Linked DNA regions of Homo sapiens: regions 1 and 2 are each linked to region 3. The links are chromatin contacts, found by Hi-C in ENCODE. All regions are on one chromosome and are shown on one strand. Each heading gives the region's core, a stretch centred on a gene start or an enhancer-like site at or near the end of the contact. The rest is flanking DNA. Distances are from core to core; before and after follow the strand shown.

Region 1 (2,939 bases), core at 315-2,814, 530 kb before region 3:
AAATGATTTGCCTCACTGGTGTGCTTCATTTCTTTCAATATTAGACTTAAAAGCAAGCCCTCCTCCAGTACTGGATTAACAGTTTTGTTTGAAAGATGTGTTTTACCCTCGGGAACCGGCCATACTGATCCTATCTAGTACTTCCAATTCTGATTTAGGGATGCCATAAGAGAAACTTTTTAAACAAGTAATTCTCTTCTACTTTTTTGTCTATTCCTCAGGTCTCTCAATGGTTACAGAACCCATGTCTGTGTCTAATATCATGGCAGCTGGGACAAAGAAAACCAAGATGAAACATTTGAGATTGTTCCAGCTGAAACAAACCAACCAAAACCCCACAGGTGCCAGCCTTGAGGCAAAGGCGGGACAGTGTCAGGCGAAATCTTTGGGTCCCAGCCTCAGTCTCCCCATCACCATGTCTTTTTCACTTAAACACGTTTCACTGTTTTGTCATCTATAGATTCAACAATGTGATTTGGACACTGGGAATAAGAGAATAAGATTTGATGGTTGAAATAAAACACACCACGAGAGAACCGTCCACAAGGAAACTCTAAGATGCCAAGATGCGGGACAGGTAGAAAGGACAGGGCTTTGGGAGTACTCTGGGTTTTCAGGACGAATCTGTATCAGCCTCGGCGCTGCGAGGATATTGCATCAGGCTCTTTACTCCTGAACGCCGTTTTAGACGCCTAAGCAGATTGTGCTGCTGCCTGTTCTTCCCCGTTCTGTGAATTCTACACTGACTTCAAGTGCACGAATGAGCTACAAGATAAGGTGGAACCTGCCGGCCGGGCACGGCAGACAGCACCTGATCAGCGCCTCGGAGGGCGGAGCTGGGGGGCTTCTCCACTCGGGACTTTGAGGGACCCCCGCGGAGCGCTCCGCGCCACTCGGCGGTCTAGCTGCAGAGAAAGCCCCTCCTCACCCGGGGCTCCCTGTGGCCCACAGGGGACCATCCCACACCCCGTGCAGCCAGCGGCGGAGAAACCAGCTGGAAATGCAGTGGGGGTGGAGTTGCCCCCGCGAGGACCCACGGACCGCCCAATTACTACGGAGTCCCAGCGATAACGTTTGGAGCCGTTTGGTTCGATTTTCGGAACCGGACCAGCTTTCCAGTAACTTGAACTCCCTGACGGGTCTCGGGGTCCACCCAGGGGTGGCGAGGCGGGCTCGGGCGACCACGGCCCGCTCAGTGCCCGGCACCTGCGCGCCCCGAGGGCGGCCGCATTACCTCGAGCCGGCTCAGGCTGGAGCTCTTGGAGCGCGACTTCCTGCGCAGGTACACAGAGAAGAACCTGCGCACGGCGAACTTCTTCATGCTCAGGTCCATCGCCCCGCGCCCAGCCCGGAGCAGCCGCAGGGCCGGGGGACGCGCATCCCCGGCATCCCAGGCGCGGGGCTCAGGTCCGCGGGCGGGCACGCGTGGCCAGGGAGCCCGGCACGGCGGCCATGGGCGCGGGGCGTGGGGCGCGAGCTGCGGTCACAAAGGGCAGGCCGCGCCGGCCACCGCGGCCGGGGCCACAATCGCTCCCTCCGCCTCCTTCTCCGCCTCCCCTGCGAGTACCAGCGCCGGCCACGCGCCACGCCTACACCACGCCCACCACCACTACCACCAATCAGCGCCCGCCGCTCCGCGCCCCGGCACGCACACCTCCTCCTCCTCCGCCCCGCCCCGCCACTACGGCCAATCAGCGCTCACCACCCCTCCCGTTCCCACCCACCACCAGCACTGCCAATGAGAGCCCACCGCCCCGCCCGGGAGAGCCCCGCCTCTGCCGATACCTCCAATCATCAGCGCCGCCCTGTGGTTCCAGGTGCCCATCCCTCCTCCTCTTTCTACTCCTTCCTACAAGAACCAGCTCCGTGCAGCCCCGCCCCCACGCGGTTCCGCCCACGGCCCCGCCCACAGCACTGCCCGCCAATCAGTGCCCGCAGCCGCCGCATACCTAATGAGCCTCGGCCCGGGACAGCTCCCGGCCCGGGCGAGTTGTGCAGCTGCTCCGGAGCCGCGCAGTCGCGGGCGTTCCTGTCACGCAACTTCGGCCCGGCTGCTCTTTCTTCCAGCTTGGGGCCGTCATTATGTTTTCCTTCCTTAAAACATCCCTATGCACACTTTGTCATCATGTTTTTCTCTGCCGAACCAAACTTTAATTGTTGATCAGCAAACGCAGCCAAAACCTCAGCGGCACAGCGAGCGAGGGACCGCCGCCTGCCAGCGGGCCCTGCAGCTCGGCCAGGAGCCGCCCTCCGCGGAACCGGCGCCTTCCCTCCGCCGGAGCGGACAAAGGCGCCCGAGGGCGGGGGCTCAGGCAGCCCTCGGGGCGCCTCCCTCCCGCGGCTGCAGAACAAAGACGCATCCGCCCTCCGCAGCCGGTCCCGCTCTAGGAAACGTCTACACAGATGGCTTATCAGGGCCCGCGCTGGGAATACCCGGGCGGGGTGACCTGGGTCTAGGGCAAGGCCCTCAGACCCGCTGCTGGCGGCAGCGCCGCTCGGGATCCGCCTTAAAGGGAAACACTTTTTTCTTTTTTTTCCTAGAAATGCTCACCAAGGGCTGCAGCAGGGCCGAGAATGCGGGCTCACGACCCCGTGCAGCCTGCTCTGTTTTCCTCTTGTGCACGTGTTGAGTTTGTATTTAAAAACAGGGAGAAACCGAGCCCATTGACATAGCACCATCACCACCTGCAAAGAGCAGAAACGAGTGCGGTGGTGAGTTGACAAGTCTTGCTTGCTCTTTTGCAGTGCGAACTGCAAAATCCTCGCGTTGTTTTGCTCCCTGGACTAGTCAGATGTTGCGTTAATACTTGTGTAGTCTATTTTGGCTAAGGTGGGTAGAGAGGTCAGAATGTCCTTAAATAAGAGCTTTAAAGTCATGCTGCATCCGGGCTGAGGTGAGGTCAGATAGGCTCTCTGGGTTTCCTGGAGACCCGCGTTGA
Region 2 (2,794 bases), core at 118-2,617, 570 kb before region 3:
TTCTCTTGAAGATTAAGGAATCGAGGATTGCTGACATGTCTGTATTGATTAGTTATGGTTCTCCACTATGTTTACTGCCATCCTAATTACAGAACCTAATTTTCACATTTACTTATAATTGTGTGCAATTGTCCAGGCTGATCTTTTAAGGTTAAAGAGAAAATCTCAAACATGACATCAAACAAGTCTTTTTTTTTTTTTTTTTTTTTCCTTATTTTACAGCTTTATTACTGATTTCCCTCTAAAAAGAGACTCAAGTGTGGAGCTGACTCATCTATAGATTAAGGAATCACAAAGTACCATAGTCACTTAACAAATGCAAAAAAAAAAAAAAGCAATTGTTTTACCTTTCAACTGCTGATGTTATGTACAATCTATCACAAAAAGCATAGCTGTGCATTCATGAGCTGATTATATCAACCTCTAGAATTTTAGAAACGAGCACATCTAAGCATATGGATACTCTCTTACCTTACAAAGTAAAAGCATTTTCTATTTTAAAATTTTTATTTCTGTGTAAAACAAAGAATTCCTAGAGGTCAAATAATATACCAAACTTAAAGCACTATTAAGTCATGAAACAAAGAAGATTCTGAGGTAGAAGTCAAGCAATATAATCCACAGTTTCAGGTATTCCCAGCAACCATCGCATTTCGCAAGTAAGATCTATTTTTTTTAAAGTCTCAACTTCCAAAAAATCAATAATCCATTCTGTAAAATCAGATGTAAAACTATGACCAACAGAAGACACCCAAACTTTTCTCATGGTAACAGAGTAAATGCTTTTACTAAAAGCTGCCAACATTTCTATCAGTAGTAACCGTAAGGAGGCCGCTGGTTGTAACCATAATGTCCATATTGCTGGGGATAGTAAGGTTCTTGTCTGTGTTGCGGGTAGTTGTTACCCCAGGATCGTCCATGCCACTGATTGGATCGATTGTCACTTGGCCACCCCCATCTGTTGTCCCTGCCTCTGAACTGTCTGTTGTCTTGCAACCGATTGCCTCTGTTTCTTTGGTTCCCACCAGCTCTGCTATTCCATTCCTCAACAATTGGAGGAGACTCAGGAGGGCGTTTCAGGTATTCCTGATACTCCTTGTCATTTTCTGTGAATCTACTAGCAAACATCTCTTCAAAATTTGGAACAGCTTCGGCAGTGTCAGTCATTCTGAAAATCCCAAAGGTTTGAGGCAGCTGTATTGCTTAATGTTTAGGTTGTTTAAATCCGCCAAGGGCTATGTCTATCCAGCTCAGGCCGAACCCCGCCGGCGAGACACTGAGAAGCCCAGGAGAGGTGGCCTCTGGTCCACTACACCGTGGAACTCCAGACCACTCCAGTTCTCCAATGTAACCGAGCGCCTTCCTCTCCAAACAAGTCTTTTAATAAGGCCCATGAACTAGTCCATATATATACCAGAGGAGGAAAGAAAAAGAATGACCACAGTTTATTCTGAAGACATGACAAAGGTAACACACATCAGTTATACACAAAGTCAAATTTCAGCATTACCTCCAGGGCAGAGGGAGCCAACAGCTTTCAGAAATCTCTGCTCCTGCCATAGACTGGGGCTCCCCTCAGCTGCCTCCCAGTGGGGACTACATTACCCAGCCCTCCTTGCAGGCAGGTGTGGTCATGTGACTAGCCCTGGCCAATGGAGTGTGTCTGGATGGTGTACCTTAAAGAAGCAGGTGCTTCTTTCATAGTCTCTTTCCCCCCACAGCTAACTGCAGGCCCTTAGGGCTGGTGGAGCTACAAAGAAGAAGCCTGGGTCCCCCAAATCCCCATGTGGAAGCAAAGTGGCCAGTCATCAGGAACCCTGACATTAGACTAACACATAAGGAAGAAATAATTTTTCTTTTATGAACTCAGGGAAATATTTTCCTGAAACACAAGAGTGCACAGTCCAGAGACCCTGGGTCAGAGCCCTACAGGCCCAAGAAAGGCTTGGTTGGACACTGGCATGGGACAGAGGGAGGCAAGAAAGATGAGATAAGCACAGACTAGAGATTCGTATCTGCTTTTCATAAGTACAAGAGAAATGTACCATCAAAATCAGTTCTAATCACCGTCACTCTAATTGTGTGGCATCAGACAAGCTCCTCACCCGTCCTTGGCCTCAGTTCCCTCCTATGTAGAATGAGGGGGTCCTACCTGGATTAGTGGTTGTGAGAAATAAATGAACCCACGCATGTAAAACTCCCAGAACAGTACCTGGCATAGAGTGGGTTCTCAAAAATAACACTTTAGTTCTTCCTGAATATCTCATGCAGTGATATAACATCTTTCTTGAACGAGTCTGCCCTTTTTGAAGTCTGCCATTGGAAAAAAAAAAGCAAACCAGCATAAAATAAATATTATATATATATATACACACACAAAAATGTAAAATATATAAGTGGATTCAGAAGTAGAAGATGAAGGGCCCACGTCTCTGAAAAGCCACAGCTGAAGGCGCTGAAACTAGCCGTCTGGCCTCACTAGCACAGTGGGTAGAGTCTGACTTCCTGCTGGCTGCTGTCATTCATGGCAGGACTTTCCGGGACTGTGCGCTCTCTGCCCTGTGGGGAAGAACCCCGAGGAGGTGAGAGTGAGACCCTGCGCCCTCCTCACTCACTCAGGTTCCAGCCACAACAGTGAATTTATTTTGTTTTTTATCTGTTTGGCTTATCACATCTGAATGCAAAATATGCAGCATAAAATGAATGAAAATTGAGACCCCAGTGATGGTTAGAGAATTCTCGTATCATGAACTAAAAGTGAACTTCTTTCCAAGAAACAGGGGACCTTCGTTTT
Region 3 (2,977 bases), core at 214-2,713:
CACCCGGCTTTCTTCTCTTCCTTCACTGATTTAGCAAATTACATTTCTTCAAGTGTGGAGATGGAGTAGCTGCCCGACTTTTCAGTTCAGCAACTGAATCTGCATCATAGTTGGGTAGGAGGAGGTTCTAGCTTGTTCATTTTGATTTGCCACTCTACAAGGTAAAATCACAGAGGACCACCCTGGTCAACAAAGTATAAGACCACACCTGCAGCAACTGTGCCCATGTTTATGCTCTGATCCTTGTATTGCAGTCTTAAGACTTCTTCTTCTTCCAGAATCCCAAAGTAGGAGTAATTATTATTTAGGTCGCAGGTAGTTCCATAAACACGGGCGTTGAGGACGCTGGCTGTTGTCAGGAATAGGAGTCTCTGGGGTTGAAATCTGGGGGCTCTGCTGCCTGCCCTTTGCCTCGGAGGGTGTGGAAGACCCTCCGATAGGAGCTCCTGAAGGTGGGGCTGGAGAAGCAGTATACCACGGGGTTGAGCACACTGTGCAGGTAGGTGAGGCTGCCCGTGACATCCGAGGTATGAGCCACTGCACAAAGGGCCCTGCAGCTCCCCAGATTCTGGAAGATGTGCATCAGGACTCTGGCCAGGAAGCAGGGCAGAAAGCACAGAGCAAACAGCACCACCACCAAGGTGACCAGTGCCTGGGCCCGCTGAAGCTTGGGCTGTTTCTCAGGCTCCCGGAGTCTTTTCTGGAGAGCCCTGATGATGCCTGCATTGCAGAACACGATGAGGCCAAAGGGGAGGACAAACTGAAGGCAGGAGAGTGCTTCCTGCCAGATGATGCTGAAGGAGCCGTCTGCCCTGGAGTAGAAACTGTGGCACCTGGTGGAGTTCTGGGCGGCCTCAGAGATGAGCAAGCCCGGGCAGGTGAGGGCGACCATCAGGAGCCAGACGAGGCCCGAGACCCCCAGGGCCGCCTGAGGAGACAGCAGGTTGACCTTAAGCCGAGGGTGGACCACACGGAGGTACCGGTCCAAAGCCACGGCGGCCAGGAAGGCCATCCCCACGCTGCGGCTGAGGTCCAGCAGGAAGTGCAGGGCCCAGCAGCCCACACGGCCCAGATGCCAAGCCTGGAGGCTCAGGTAGAAGGCGGCCAGGAAAGGCAGGCACGCAGCCAACAGCAGGTCAGCCAGGGCCAGGTTGAGCAGGTAGACAGCGTACGGCTTCCACACCCTGACCCGGAACAGGAAGGTCCACAGCGCCACCGCGTTGCCCAGCAGACCCAGCCCACACTCCAGCCCCAGCAAGACACCCACAGCTGTGGCCACCACAGTGCTGGGGGCTGAGCAGTTTGGGAATGGCATCACCCGGCCGTGAGGGGCTGCAGGCACAGCTGGAGCAGGTACAGGAGGAACTCTGTGCTCTTTCTTACAAAATGAAAGAAAAGGCCTTTTCCTGCCACAGAGTAGACAAGATCTACATTTGCCCAACAAGAACAGTTCCTCAGCAGAATAGAGTCCACAGCAAACCAAAATTCATTTGGGGAAAGAGGATGAGCAGGGGAGGGAAAAGCCCCTTTGCAGTTGTGTTCTGTTTTCTTCCGCCATAAAAAAGGGGAAATGGTGTTTCGCTTCACATCACCGGGCTGCAAAGCTGAGGAGTAATGTCCTATAACGTCTGGGGGTCCAGGGCTTTGCATCCACAGTCCTGAAAGAAGGAAAAGTCTAATTATGCAAAGACTCCTATGTCTGTATACAATTAAAATAACAATGGAATCAAAAAGATTGTTCTCTACTTTGAATATGTTTCATGGGGAAATTTTCTTCTTCCTTTTCATACATAAAGGACGCTTGCTGGGATCCTTCTGCATGGGGCTTGATTTTACACACTGGTCAGATGTGGTCCCCACACTTAAACTTGAAAGGGGATTTGAGACAACCTGCTCATTCCATAGCTGATGGTTTCACTTGTACTTGTGTTTTGTTAAATACAAATTTATTTTATTTTCTCTGCTGGAGTCTTTCCTACCTAGTACACCACTTGGATTGGGATCTGGACCAGCAGGGCCTGGAGTGGGCCCTGGAAGCATGGAAAAATCAATGGCTTGTAAAAATGCGTAGAATCCACTAGAAAGTTAGGTTCATCAGCCAGGGACATACTCCATATATCCATGTGTCGCTAGTGACAGACAATGCCTGGCACACAGCATTATCAACAAGCATTTCTTTGATGAATAAACGTGTGCAGTCATCATTACCCTCTGATGACCCTAATACATCTCAGTCCTTACCCATCAATGACCCTATTATACTTGGTTCTCACCCAATGTTGACCCTAATTTACCTTGGTCCTTACCCACTATTGACCCTAATTCATCCTGGTCTTCACTCAACGTTGACCCTACTTCATCTTGATCTTTTCCCACTTTTGACCTTACTGCATCTTGGTTCTTACCCACTGATGATCCTAATTTATCTCAGTCCTAACCATTCTTGATCCTACTTCATCTTGATCCTTACCAACTGGTGACCCTACTTCATCATAGGTCTTACCCATATTGACTCTAATTTAAGTTGGTCCTCTCCCACTGTTGACTCTAATTTATCTTGGGTCCATTCAGCCTGGTTTGAATTTTGGAGTTAAGTAAACTTTAGTTATAATTTTTTGTTTCTCCATTTATTAGCAGTGTGGTTTTGGGAAAGCAAATTAACTTCTCTGAACTCCAGGCTCTTCACTTGAGAGGTGAAGATGGTAACACCTTCTTGAAGAGTTCTTTTGAGTAGTCAAGGTACTATTACAGGTAAAGCACTTAGCGCCATGTCTGGGTGTTGTGAGAGCTTGATGCTTTTACTAGAGTATTTATTAAGCCTCTCTGATGCATAGGCTTTAAAAAACTATTCGTTATCTCTTAACGCGATAAAACACTTTTGTACTAAATATCCGTTCTATGGTGTTTTGATGCCTTCAATTATAGTATCCAAGTTTAAGGCTTTAATAATTATTATTACTAAAGTATACTGCATGTT

Evidence for each region. A loop is a pair of places that touch in the nucleus more often than their neighbours do. Pooled maps may share reads with other maps.
Region 1: a loop to region 3 is called in a map of B cell, with 3 times the contacts of the local background. The contact joins the promoter of RPS6KA2 here to the promoter of GPR31 in region 3. A Hi-C loop is called at or near these places in 1 of 168 maps with a recorded cell type or tissue (B cell), 11 of 37 single-sample maps with no recorded cell type and 6 of 50 pooled maps.
Region 2: a loop to region 3 is called in a pooled map, with 4 times the contacts of the local background. The contact joins the promoter of RAMACL here to the promoter of GPR31 in region 3. A Hi-C loop is called at or near these places in 6 of 37 single-sample maps with no recorded cell type and 3 of 50 pooled maps.

Annotation. Positions count from the first base shown.
Region 1 is chr6:166,625,687-166,628,625 of GRCh38, forward strand. RPS6KA2 (ribosomal protein S6 kinase A2) reads right to left here and starts at 1,565. Exons shown (of 21, transcript NM_021135.6): 1 at 1,235-1,565. The coding sequence starts at 1,333. RefSeq lists silencers at 1,435-1,784, 1,845-2,014, 2,265-2,324.
Region 2 is chr6:166,585,311-166,588,104 of GRCh38, forward strand. It overlaps RAMACL (RNA guanine-7 methyltransferase activating subunit like), which reads right to left and starts at 1,368. Exons shown (of 1, transcript NM_001395999.1): 1 at 1-1,368. The coding sequence starts at 1,167. The coding sequence ends at 811. All of the region lies in intron 1 of RPS6KA2 (ribosomal protein S6 kinase A2), which reads right to left. RefSeq lists a silencer at 1,571-1,710.
Region 3 is chr6:167,156,517-167,159,493 of GRCh38, forward strand. GPR31 (G protein-coupled receptor 31) reads right to left here and starts at 1,464. Exons shown (of 1, transcript NM_005299.3): 1 at 1-1,464. The coding sequence starts at 1,315. The coding sequence ends at 356.